Linked DNA regions of Homo sapiens: region 1 is linked to region 2. Evidence: chromatin loops called from intact Hi-C (ENCODE). Cell type or tissue: OCI-LY7. All regions are shown on one strand. Links, peaks and the distances in the headings refer to the core of each region. The heading gives the core; the rest is flanking DNA. Region 1 overlaps MELK (maternal embryonic leucine zipper kinase). Region 2 has its middle 95 kb from the start of MIR4475.

Evidence for each region. Peaks named below come from ENCODE experiments on the same cell type or tissue, not always from the same donor. Only the 100,000 strongest peaks of a DNase experiment are listed, where the experiment ranks them.
Region 1: a loop joins it to region 2, with 6 times the contacts of the local background. A loop is called at or near these places in 30 of 110 quality-filtered maps.

The regions. Positions count from the first base shown.
Region 1 is chr9:36,634,811-36,641,400 of GRCh38, forward strand. All of the region lies in intron 10 of MELK (maternal embryonic leucine zipper kinase), which reads left to right. Among named protein-coding and RNA genes, the nearest start is that of MELK, 65 kb to the left of the region's middle. In OCI-LY7, for the core only: a CTCF peak has its summit at 3,281; DNase peaks (open chromatin) are centred at 3,251 and 4,661; H3K4me3 peaks cover 321 bases; H3K27ac peaks cover 1,255 bases.
Region 2 is chr9:36,725,705-36,732,294 of GRCh38, forward strand. No RefSeq gene overlaps it. Among named protein-coding and RNA genes, the nearest start is that of MIR4475, 95 kb to the right of the region's middle. RefSeq lists an enhancer at 230-731. In OCI-LY7, for the core only: a CTCF peak has its summit at 3,420 (motif pointing left); a DNase peak (open chromatin) is centred at 3,377; H3K27ac peaks cover 399 bases.

The sequences.
Region 1 (6,590 bases), core at 670-5,669, 91 kb before region 2:
ATATGGTGAAACTCTGTCTCTACTAAAAATACAAAAATTAGCTGGGCGTGGTGGCACACACCTGTAATCCCAGCTACTCAGGAGGCTGAGGCAGGAGAATAGCTTGAACCCGGGAGGAGAGTGAGACTCCATCTCAAAAGAAAAAGAAAAAGAAAAAAATGGCTAATTGAGCTCATAATTCAGTCATACAGGTGCTTTTCCTCGAGACAGCTATCAAACTTTGGTATTGTAGAAGTACATTATGCTACTTCCTATTTAGTCACACAGAGTATTAAAAACGTACTCAGAAATGTAATAAAATTAATATATTTTACTGGTTTATCAAGGAAATTCTTAATTGAAACTGGCTTCTTTTCGAACTATGGGTATATGACAAAGAATACAATATTTTAGTACAGTTTGGTGCCACTGCATTGATTCATACTAAGGTGCCAGCAATTTATTTATTTAATTTTAATTTTTTTTTTTTTGAGTGGGAATCTCGCTATTATCGCCCAGACGGGAGTGCAATGGCACGATCTTGGCTGACTACAACCTCCGCCTCCCAGTTTCAAGCAATTCTCCTGCCTCAGCCACCCGATTAGTTGGGATTACAGCCGCCTGCTACAACGTTTGGCTAATTTTTGTATTTTTAGTAGAGATGGGATTTCACCATGTTGGCCAGGCTGGTCTTGAACTCCTGACCTCAGGTGGTCCGCCTGCCTTGGCCTCCCAAAATGCTGAGATTACAGGCATGAGCCACTGCACCTAGCTGCCAGCAATTTTATCACTGCATTTGTACCATCCATACAAATGTCAACACTTTGAAAAATGAAAAATAATATTATTATAAAAATAGTTTGACCTTGGAGACTCTCAGGCATCTGCAGACCGTGCTTTGAGAACTGGTCTAATATGCGTATATGTAAAAAAACATAAACAACACCAAGTGTTATTTAAGTTTAAACAATTTAAAAAATACTATTTCTACATTGTTTTTAAAAAATGCTTTTTTTTTTTTTTTTGAGATGGAGTCTCGCTCTGATGCCCAGGCTGGAGTGCAATGGCGCAGTCTCAGCTCACCACAACCTCCGCCTCCTGGGTTCAAGTGATTCTCTTGCCTCAGACTCCCGAGTAGCTGGGACTACAGGCATGTGCCACCATGCCTGGCTAATTTTTATATTTTTAGTAGAGACGGGGTTTCACTGTGTTGGCCAGGCTGGTCTTGAACTCCTGACCTGCCTGCCCTGGCCTCTCAAAGTGCTGGGATTACAGGCGTGAGCCACTGTGCCTGGCCTTAAAAATGCTTTTTTTCAAACAAATGGCCACTTGGTAAAAATGTGGATATTACTATAGGACTTGGATATTTTGTGTATTAGTTATTGCTGCATTAAAAACTACCCTGAAATTTAGTGGCTTAAAACAATAATTTGGCTGGGCACGGTGGCTCACGCCTGTAATCCTAGCACTTTGGGAGGCCGAGGCAGGTGGATCACCTGAGGTTGGGAGTTTGAGACCAGCCTGACCAACATGGAGAAACCCGTTTCTAGTAAAAATACAAAATCAGCTGGGCGTGGTGGTGCATGCCTGTAATCCCAACTACTCGGGAGGCTGAGGCAGGAGAATCACTTGAACCTGGGAGGCGGAGGTTGCAGTGAGCCAAGATTGCGCCATTGCACTCCAGCCTGGGCAACATGAGCGAAACTCCGCCTCAAAAAATAAATTAATTAAAAAAAAACAGTAATAATTTACAGTTCTGTGGACCAGATATTTGGGCTGGGTTCAGCTGGGCTGTTCTTATGTAGGCCTTACCTGGGGTCGTGGCTACAGTCATCTTGTAACTGGGCTGAATGGTCCAAGCCTCACTAGAAAGACTGGCTGTTTCCTGGGCCACATGTGTCCATCAGGCTAACCTGGACTTTTTTATGTAGCAACTGGATTTCTTTCTTTCTTTCTTTCTTTCTTTCTTTCTTTCTTTCTTTCTTTCTTTCTTTCTGTCTGTCTTTCTTTCTTTCTGTCTTTCTTTCTTTCTGTCTTTCTTGTCTTTCTTGTCTTTCTTGTCTTTCTTACCGAGTCTCACTCTGTCACCCAGGCTGGAGCAGTGGCACGATCTCTGCTCACTGCAAGCTCTGCCTCCCGGGTTCATGCCATTCCCCTCCCTCGGCCTCCCGAGTAGCTGGGACTACAGGTGCCTGCCACCACCCGGCTAATTTTTTGTGTTTTTGGTAGAGACGGGGTTTCACCATGGTAGCCAGGATGGTCTCGATCTCCTGACCTTGTTATCCGCCTGCCTCGGCCTCCCAAAGTGCTGGGATTACAGGCATGAGCCACTGCACCCGGCCAGCAACTAGATTTCAAAAGAAGAAAGAGGATAAGCCCTAGTGCTCTAGCATTTTTCAAGCTTCTGCTTGCATTGTACTTACTAATGTTCCACTGGCCAAAGCAAGCCATGTGACAAAGCCCAGAGCCACTATGGAAGGTGTATCTTTCAAGGTTGTACAATTCTTATTCCCTATTTATAGATAAGGGAACGGAAAAATGAAAAGCAACTATTTAAGATATAAATGTAGTGAGAAGAGTGGCATTGCTTTACATCTTTGCCAATTTCTTTGAAGTCTGTCTTATTAGAAGACAACTCATGTGCTTCTGCATTCAGCCTGTTTTGATAACATCGTTTTGATTGAAACAAATGAAGAAAATACAGCCTCACACAGATATGTAATTAGAAAAAATAGAAGTATTTTAATAGTGTTTCCAGATAATTGGGGATATTCTCTGATATGTCACCAAAACTTTTGCAGTGGACTAGGACATGTGCATGAATCAACACAACAGCTTAGAGGTGTGTCTCAGATATGCCACAGCATAGAATTGGTAGAGCTGTGGGGTATTTGCTTTCTGGAATAATCACACCAATGTAAATATCCTTCCCAGTAGCCAGCTCGTCTTGGAAAGATAGACTATACTTGCTCCAAGCCCTTTCTCACTGTTCTGCCCACTATTAATGGGCCATGTGGCCTGAGCTGAAATCACTCCTGATTCTCCTATGACTGTCAACTCCTAAAACTTCTGTTATCTAAATTCCCCCAGCCCTACATGACATCTTTAATATCTATTGAGCAAATATAACATAATTCTAACAGCAACCACACCAAGATCCTAAGAAAAGCAGAATGTGCAAGTGTCTGAGCAGTGTAGCAGCAGAACCAGGGAAGCTGTGATGTGCCCCTTGTGAGGTGGAGAGAGTGGGTGGTGCAAATGCCTGTGTTCAGCCATTGGGGGTCATCATTTCTCCATGTGCGGAGGGCTTTGCACATCTTCTCAGCCATGATCCTAATAGGATAGAATACATTACTGTTTGTGTTAGATGCCAAAATGAAGAAAGTCTCTGCTTTCTACAACCCCAAGAGTTTTTTTTTATTTGGGACACAGTATAAAGTAAAATATATAAAGTTATGAGTGTTCCAAAAGAGTATACAGTTTCCCTTACATCTTTTTTTTGTTTGTTTTTTTGAAATGGAGTTTCGTTCTTGTTGCCCAGGCTGGAGTGCAGTGGTGTGATCTCGGCTCACCGCAGCCTCTTCCTCCTGGGTTCAAGCGATTTTCCTGCCTTAGCCTTCCGAGTAGCTGGGATTACAGGCATGCGCCACCACGCCCAGCTAATTTTGTATTTTTAGTAGAGACGGGGTTTATCCATGTTGGTCAGGCTGGTCTTTAACTCCCGACCTCAGGTGATCGGCCGACCTCAGCCTCCCAAAGTTCTGGTGTTACAGATGTGAGCCACCATGCCCAGCCTCCCTTACATCTTAATTTAATAATTGCTACTATTTACTGAGCACGTAGAGTAGAATAGTGTACTATTTTAGTAAGGGCTCTCTGTATATTATACTGTGGTAAAATATAGGTAGAACTGTTAGGATAGTACCTTTAAGAGTCAGGCACTATCCTATGGGCTTTATGTTGTGTTAACTCCTTTAATCCATTTAATCTGTACGCCAATCCTCCGAAGAAGGTACTATTATTGCCCCTTTTTGCAGATGAGGCAACTGAGACACAGAATCATTAAGTAACTTGCCCATGGTCAAACAACGAGTAAGTGTAGAACCAGGATTTAAACGCACACCGAAGGGTTCTGGAATGGAATGGATCTGATAGGCTAGCTGATTCAAGCTCAGGGCCCACGTCCTGTGTATTTGCAGCCTTTGTGGCGAGCATTGCTTATCTGGTGTCTGTTGAAGTAGCTACTGGAGCAGAGTGATGGAGAGGTGGCATTGTGTTATGGTAGGAAAACCTGGGGCTAGGAATGAAAAATGCCAGTCTTAGGCAGATCACAGTAACTTTTCTGAGTCTTCATTTTATCACCTCTAATATGGGTATTCTAATGTCAATCTGTGTATGTTTGGGTCATGTTTTGCCATTTATAGAGTAACTTTACATGTTGTATCATTAATCTCTTTTGCCTGCCTTGCAGAGCTGTTACAGGATCAAATGAATTATATACAGGAGAGGCATAATGAATTGTTGTTGCTTTTTAAAGGATTTGCTTTTCTCTTTCAGTGTTGTGTTTCATCAAGAGTGAACTATTAAAAAAAATTCAGATTTCCTTGAATATTTAAGGTATAGATGCTGTCTGTTCTGTAACTCTACGCATGATCGCCTCCTACCATTTTCATACATAGTTCTGGTACCCAAGTATTGCATCAAATAGAAATTATAGTCAGTTTCATTTTCTGCCCTGGCGAACAGGAAATGTAGTAGGCACAGATAATCCAAAATAATTGGCTAGCTTTTGGTATGCAGTTTTGTACTTAATTTGAGTATGTGTGGCTGAGGATTCAGAGCGCTTTAAGTATTGATCCTCTTTGGAAGACACAGCTTGAGATTAATCATGTTTTTTAGACCCTTGGTATCTTTTCTACCACACTCATTTCATTGTTTCCAGTTCAGGAGCCCAGCAGAGATAGTAGAACCTCCTTCTTCCATCTCCTGCCTTTCTCACACATATGCCTTGTGGTAAAGGTACAGGCAGGAGGCTGCGGGAGAGAGGGGTTCTTTTACAGTTAAAAAAATATTTTTTTTTTACACTTAAGATGATGGAGGGAACCTCAAAAATTTATTTTCTTGCTTGAGCAGTGTTGACATCAACAAGAGGATACCAGGTATTAAGGTGTCTAGGCTTCTGAGGTTGAGACCATCTTGAGGGGAAATCTACAGTTCTAGGAGCGGTCATAGTCAAAGCAGCACAATGAAAACTTATTCTTAGCACTTTGGACTTTAACAGTACCACTAGTATAAACCTTTGTGGTCTCTACTTTGTAACCCATGAGGTTGTGCTTATACCAGTCAATAATGCAAGGCTCTCTCAGTCTGTTTGAGCTGCTGTGACAAAATACCATAAATTGAGTGGCTTAGAGAGAACAGAAATTTATTTCTTGCAGTTCTGGAGGTTGGGAAGTTCAAGATCAAGGCATCATAGAGCTAGAGTTCTGGAGAGTAAAAATAAAGAAAAAAAAGATCAAGGCACCAGCAGATTTGGTGTTTGATGAGGGCCCACTTTCTGGTTCATAGAATGGCTCTTTCTTGCTGTGTCCTCACGTGGTGGAACGGGAGAAAGGGGAAAGGCCTCTGGAGCCTCTTTTCTTTCTTTTCTTTTCTGTTTCTTTTTCTTTTTTAAAGAGATAGGGTCTCATTCTTTTACCTGGGCTGGAGTGCAGTGGCTTGATCATACCTCACTGTAACCTTGAACTCTTGGGCTCAAGTGATCCTCCCACCTCAGCCTCCTGAGTAGCTAGGACTACGCATGTGAGCCATCGCACCTGGCTAATTTTTGAATATTTTTTTGTAGTAATGGAGTCTTGCTGTATTGCCCAGGCCAGTCTCCAACTCCTGGCTTCAAGTGATCCTCCCACCTTAGCTTCCCAAAGCCCTGGGATTACAGGCATGAGCCATTGTACTTTGGCCTGGGGCCTCTTTTATAAGTGTAATAACCCCATTTATGAGGGCAGAGCCCACTTGTGACCTACTCACCTCCCAAAGACCCAACCTCCTAATACTATTACACTAGTGATTAGGTTTCAGCGTATGAATTGAGGGGAAAAATTTGTCTTTACTGTTTCTTTTCATGATGGCAGCCTTTCTCTTGAGCTTGTTGTTACAAGTGTGATGTTCAAAACAAGGGAAGCTCATGATATTGCCCTGCCTTGTGCTGGGCAGACCTCTCTTTCTTGTTATGTTTGGTTCTGAATACTTCACTTTGATGTGTAGTATCAACCTGGAGTGTGATCTAAAGAAAGGGCCAGAATAGTAAGGGGAGTTAATCATTAAAGTGGAGGTTGGCGGAACTAGAAAACGGAAGACTTGCAGAGGAAAGGTTGCTTATAATAGGAATACGCAAATTTCTGAAAGGCTCTTTTAGCACAGAGGAAATAGAATTATGACTGTTGGTGAAAATAACCAGTTTTTGAGGGCCTACTCTGTTGAGATGTTGTACTAGGCGCTTGCTCTATGTTGCATATATTGCAGGGCACATACCATCTCTCTCTAGCAGATGATGAAACTGAGACTCAGAGGTGTGGTCATGTTCAAGGCCGCATGGTTATTAAGTCCTGTTG
Region 2 (6,590 bases), core at 622-5,621:
CTGGGTGGAGACACTTTTCCAAAAACTCCTGAGGTCTAAGTATGTCTCCTTGAAGACTGTGGCAGGTATCCTATGTTCAATTTAAAATGTCAGATGTGAGGGAGAGTTCCAGGCTGTATGGGGTGCCAGAAGAGAAAATTCTTGGTTTACATGGTCACATGATTGCTCTGGGACCTGGGGCCAGTCAGTTGTGCTTTCTGTGTCTCTGGTGTGAACAGGGGGATTGATTCTAGCTCTGAGGCCTTCCTGGCTTCAACCTTCAGGGACTCTGTTGGGTCCCCCATGGTGGCCAAGTCCCCCTCTCCCAATTGCAGGAAGGGCTTCCTTCTGGATATATGGTCTGCCAAGGGAATGCAACTCTCCCTTGGTGAGTGCCACTCACTGCCAGACTGGGATGGGTGGGAGTGGTGCTTGGGGTGGGATAGGCAGGGGAAGCTCCAGGTGTCAGGTTACACTCCTTGCAGAGCACTGCTGGGCCTGAATGGGAGCCAGGGAGAACGTCCTGCCTTCTCCATCTTTGTTCCTACTAGTTTTTCACAAAGGGACACATGCAGTTTTCCCCTTCATTGTGGGTTCCCTATGTGGGAAAATTCCATTTGCTAGGCCTCAGAACCAGTCCGTGGAACCATGACGGCACCTTCCCCCACCCAGTGTGCCCGATTAGCCTCCAGAGGAGGCTTCTGAAAGGTCAGCTGGTGGGGCATTTCTACCCTGTTGTGGACGATGTGAGGTCAGCACAGACTCCAGGGAGGGCGGCCAGTTTCTACCTAGTCCTGAAAGCAGCACTAAGTTAAATGCTCGCGGGGGTGGGGCAGGAGGGTGGGAAACCCAAGGCTGAGAATACTGTTTGTTTAGAGCGTGATCCACAGAGCATCGAGGGCCCGCTTTCTGTACCTCATTATGTGAAGCCTTGAAGCCTTGTGGTGCCAGCTAAGGGGGGAAGTGCTCAGTGTGGGCCAAGGGAGGAGCTACCCCTGGGGTCCCTCCTGCTGAAAGTCTGGAGTGGTCATGGGGATGAGGGCAGAATTAGATACCTGTCCCAGGACCCTGGTTGAGGGTAGAAAGTCATTTCACGTCGGGAGGAGGCTGGGGGCTGATGCGACACTTGAAAATATATATTTATCATTTTTTTATGACTAGATAAATACTAGAAAATCTAGAAACATAGACAAAAATCCAAAAGAATAAAATAAAAATCACAGCAATCCAATAATCTAGAGTCAACTTCCTTTGACATTCTGGTGTATTTTCTATTAGAATCTGTGTTCTAAACACAGGCCTAGATCTTACATTTGAAGGGCCCAGGGCAAGGGTACAATTGGAGTTCCACATACCATATGTTTAAATATTTAATATTTAAATCATTTTTTCTAAGAAAGATTTTCTTCTGAAACATTCAAAATTATCTGTCAAGACCAAAAGGCAAAACTCAAATTACAATGAGTAAATCTTAAAAATTTAGATGAAAATTATTTCTGTAAAGCAGACATTAAAATTTTTTAAAAACGTTTGATTACATTCCATTAGGTATTAAAAATAGCAAAACTCTATGCTATTTGAATGGCCAGGATCCAGGGTCTATAGTTGTCAATGTAAAGAACTGATATACTTCATACATATTATGTCTGGACCTACACGCAGGGAAATTTAAGAGTGCAATGAATCGTTTGCTATTGCAGAATAGTCTTCAGCTGTTAGGTTCCTCTGGAACCATGAATTAGAACATGAAGAAAAGCAAGGAAATGGACACTTGGCACTGCTGGGAGACTATACTTTGTTATGTAAGAAAATGTTGCATTCCACGCTACCTGAGAGGAAGTGTTTGACAAATTAATTTGTCTATTCTCTTACATGCTTAAGCACGTCCACTGCTCAAATTTTCCCTGTACTCTGAAGCGTCGTCCATCTCTGATGTCAGCCACAGCACAGCCCACGTGGTGTTGTGGCATTGGGATTCAGTCCCTTTTGTCTCAAAGACAGAGGACAAGACCTGGAGACACATCTCCTGGGTCTTGATGATGTTAGTCCCAAGTTAATGTTTAGGGTTACGCTATGCAGCACTGAACACCAGGTCGCAAGTAACAGAAGTGACTGTCTTCATAATAACTATTTGCCTATGTGTGTTTATGAAATGCCGAACACTTTGAATTGTGGGATCTAAGGCATGGACCACACTTACCCAGGTCTAAGGTCTAAGCGTGTGTGTGTGCGTGTGTGCGTGCATGTGCATGTGTGTGCGTGTGTGTGTATATAAAACTATGTATATATTTAATTTAAAATTAATATATTTATTTTAATATTGTAAGGTCTAATTTTAAAAAATACATATATAGAAAATTAGTACTAAATAGTGAGTACCTCTGGAACCACAAATTATATTTTATATGCACAAGGAATTTTAAAATATTAGGAATGTACAATATGTATTATTTCCTCAGTTTTCTAGCATAATTTTTTTCTTTATACATATTCTTCTAAAAATTTATTTTTAATGATTATACAGTATTCCACAAAACAGATATGTCATTATTTATTTATTTATTGAGACAGAGTCTCACTCTGTTGCCCTGGCTGAAGTGCAATGGTGTGACCTTGGCTCACTGCAACCTCTGCCTCCTGGGTTCAAGCGATTCTCCAGCCTTAGACTCCTGAGTAGCTGGGATTACAGGTCGCCGCCACCACGCCCGGCTAATTTTTGTATTTTTAGTAGAGATGAGGTTTCACCAGGTTGGCCAGGCTAGTCTTGAACTCCTAACCTCAAGTGATCCACCTGCCTTGGCCTCCCAAAGTGTTGAGATTGCAGGCATGAGCCACTGGGCCTGGCTGTGTCATCATTTATTAAAGCAGTCCTGTAGTGGTTGTTTCCAATTTTTATGTTGCTTCCAGTTTTTCTCTACTATCAACACCGCCACAATGAACATCCTTGTGTGCATGTAAGCTACATTTCTGGAAGTGGCATCCTCAGGTCGGAGCATATACATTGTGTATATTTAGTTGAGTCAGGGGGCAGCCCCTTTAAAAAGACCCAAGTTTCATTGATAAGCTCTTTTATTTTTTGTTTGTTTAGAGTTGGTCCCAGGGAGACCGAAGCCTGCAGGCAGTACTAGAATTGGCCCAGGGAATGGGGTCTGGAGTTATGGATCCCAACTCTCTCTGAGCTTGGGAGAGTCCCTTCCCCTGTCTGGGCCTCACTTTCTTTATCTGTTCAAAGAAGACTCATTGGTACTGACCTAATGAGAAAAAAAAGGGAAAATAAAAGAAGAACAAAGAGGAGTCAGAGTAGGTTGCAGAGTCCTTGCAATCAGAAACGCTCTGATTCTGGGAGGGTTTGCTTGCTGGGTAAGTGGAGCCAAGCTCCAGCCTCTGGGGCTCTGTCCCTGAGACCATCCTGCCCCCTGCTGGCCAGTTGCCAAATGCCAGCTTTGTTCCTGACTCCCACAGGGAGATTCCCCGGAAATTTGCTGGACTCCCAGCAAGTCAGTTGCCCACTGTGAAAGCAGGAGGCTACAAGAGTATGAGAAGTGAGCGCCAACATTGCTACAATTCATTTAGCTGCTGTTTCACTTCTGGAAATTACATTCTTTGGGCTGTGCTTCCAAATGTCTCATTTCATTCATTTGTTCAGCAAATGCTTCCAAGTTCCTCCTTTGTGTCTGGGCTATGTTAGGGGGCTGGAGACACAGTGTTTGCCTGCAAAAAATGCACAGGCTAGATAGGGCCAAAGAACTGGCCATAGGTTACTACCATACAGAGGACAGAGAGGGGCACAGAGAAAAGCCTTCAGATGTTTAATTATTAGGCTATTGCTGGGCTTTCAAACCCCTGATCCTCATCTGTCTAGATAAAGAGCATAAATAGATGTATACTGGGTTGAATAGCATCCCTCCCTAACACTTGTCCACCCAGAACCTGTGAATGCAATACAGGGTCTTTGCAGATGTAATCAAGTAAAGATGAGGTCATGCTAGTGGGCCCTAATCCAATGATGGGTGTCCTTATAAGACGAGGAGACAGAGACCCAGAGAGACATGCAGAGGGGAAGGCCATGTGAAGGCACTCATAAGTCCCAGAATGGCGGGGATTGCCAGGAACCACCAGCAATTAGAAGAGGCAAGGAAGGATTTCTCCCCTGGAGAGACCATGGCTAGCTGACACCTTAATTTTGGACTTTGGGCCTCCAGAGATACGGGACAATACATTGATGTTGTTCTAAGCCACCCAGTTTGTGGTAATTTGTTGCAGCAGCCCTTGGAAACTAATGCAACAAACTTCTTGAGGATGAAAGTTAGCAAACTGAGGAGTACTCGGAATCCAAGTGAGTGAGTGTGTGTGTGTGTGTGTGTGTGTGTCAGGGTGGGAGGAGCTGGAAGTTTCAAGTTACAGCTTCATCTTGGCTGACTGGCTGTGTGTCCTTGGGTAAGTCCCTTCCTTCCCCTCTCTGGGCATTGGTTTCTTGGCCTATATAGGAAGACATTAGACTAGCCCAGTAGCCTTTGCAATTCATTCTGCTGCTGTTTCATTTCCGAAAACTGCATTCTTTGGGACCATGACAAAACCTTTTTTTGTCCTTTTTTAAAGAATCTGGACCCTTTTTTTTTCTCAAACAAAAGTAAACATATTGCCCCGCATATAAATGAGCACAGCTAAGCTGTGCCAGGCACAGGGTTCTGGGGCTGGTGAAGTACTTTTGGGATTTCCTGACCCTTCTCCAAGAACACCAAGGTTGTGCTGGATCCTGTACTGGCCCCTCTGGCATTCAGAAGGTGACATATGATGTCAAATAACTGTGGGTAATCCCAGAGTGAGTCCCTTTCTTCATGATTTAACAGGAAGGTTTATTTAGTCCTTGGGGTTTATGAGTTTGGGATCACAGAGCTTTTATGTGGACTCAGGAAGGGTGAGTGTATCAGTTTCCTGTGGCTGCTGTAACAAATGGCCACAGAGCTGGTGGCTTCAAACAACCGAAATTTATTCTCTTGTAGTTCTGGAGGCCAGAAGCCTCAAATCAGTCTCACCGGGTGGAAACGGAGGTGCTGGTGGAGCCATGCTCTCTCCACAGGCTCTAAGGGAGATTCCTTTCCTCGTGGCTTCCAGAACCTGGCGACTGCCTGTGTTCCTGGCTTGGGGCCACATCTCTCCAATCTCTGCTTCTGTGGCCACACTACCATTTCCTCTGCCTGTGTTACATCTCCCCCTACCTCTGTCTTATGAGGACACTTGTGACTGTATTTATCCCCTGCCCCCAGATAATCGAGGATCATCTATCTCATTTTCAATTTATCCACATCTGCAGAGTCTATTTTGCTGTATAAGGTAAGTGCACAGTCTAATCTGGGAATTAGACCCTGATACTGGGGCCATCATTCAGTGCACTGTAGAAGGTGATATATCCATGATGAAGCCCATGGCAGAGACCAACTCTGTCAGTCTCCTCTCTTATTCTCATTACTCCCACCCTCCCTCTCTGCCCAGGAAAGAAGCTATAGAAGGCATTTGGAACCCTTTTTTGGGTAAGGGGCGGAGGCGGGGAGGGAGGAGGCTGTGGCATTGTTTGCCGGCCAACCTCCTGGGCAGCTCCTGCTGAGCTGAGGACACAGGAAGGCAGAGCCATTCCCATGGAGAAATAGAACAAGGCCCAACCTGGCAGCCATGTCTGGAGGCAGCCCTTTGTCAAAAGTTCATCTGACCAGGGAGAGAAATTGCATACTCAGAGTTAGATCTTGTGCAAGGAGCTTCCCCATGCCATGTAATCCTCTCAAGAACCCTCTGAGACAGAGGTTATTAGGACCACTTTACAGATGAGAAAACAGGCTCTGGGAAGGAAAGTGACTTTCCAAGCTACATAGTGTTAAAAGAAAAACTTCAGCTGAATTAAATGTAAAGGAATTTAATTGAGCAATGAACGATTCGAGAATCGTGCAGCTCCCAGAATCACAGCAGATTTGGAGAGACTCCAGGGATGCCTCCTGGTCAGAACAAATTTATAGACAACAAAAGGGAAGTGACGTACAGAAATCGAAAGTGAGGTACAGAAACAGTTGATTGCTCACAGTTTGGCGTTTGCCTTATTTGAACACAGTTTAAACACTTAGTGGTCTATGAGTGGTTGAAGTATGCCGCTGGGATTGGACAAAACTCAGCTGTTGTTACAGGCACATACTCCTAAGTTAGGTTTTCAATCTTGTCAGCCTGTTAAGCTAGGTTACAGTTTGTCCACAAGGACTCAGATATAGAAGTATGGAGTTCTGGCTGGGTGCGGTGGCTCACATCTGCAATCCCAGCACTTTGGGAGGCTGAGGTGGGTAGACCACTTGAGGTCAGGAGTTCGAGACCAGCCTGGCTAATATGGTGAAATCCTGTTGCTTCCAAAAATGTAAAAAATTAGCCAGGCGTGATGGTGCGTGCCTGTAATCCCAGCTACTCAGGAGGCTGAGGCAGGAGAATCGCTTGAACCCGGGAGGCGGAGGTTGCAGTGAGCTGAGATTGTGCCACTGCCCTCCAGCCTGGGTGATAGAGTGAGACTCCATGTCAAAAAAAAAAAAAAAAAAAAAAAAAGAAGGACGGAATTCTTCTCAGGCCATATTTAGTTT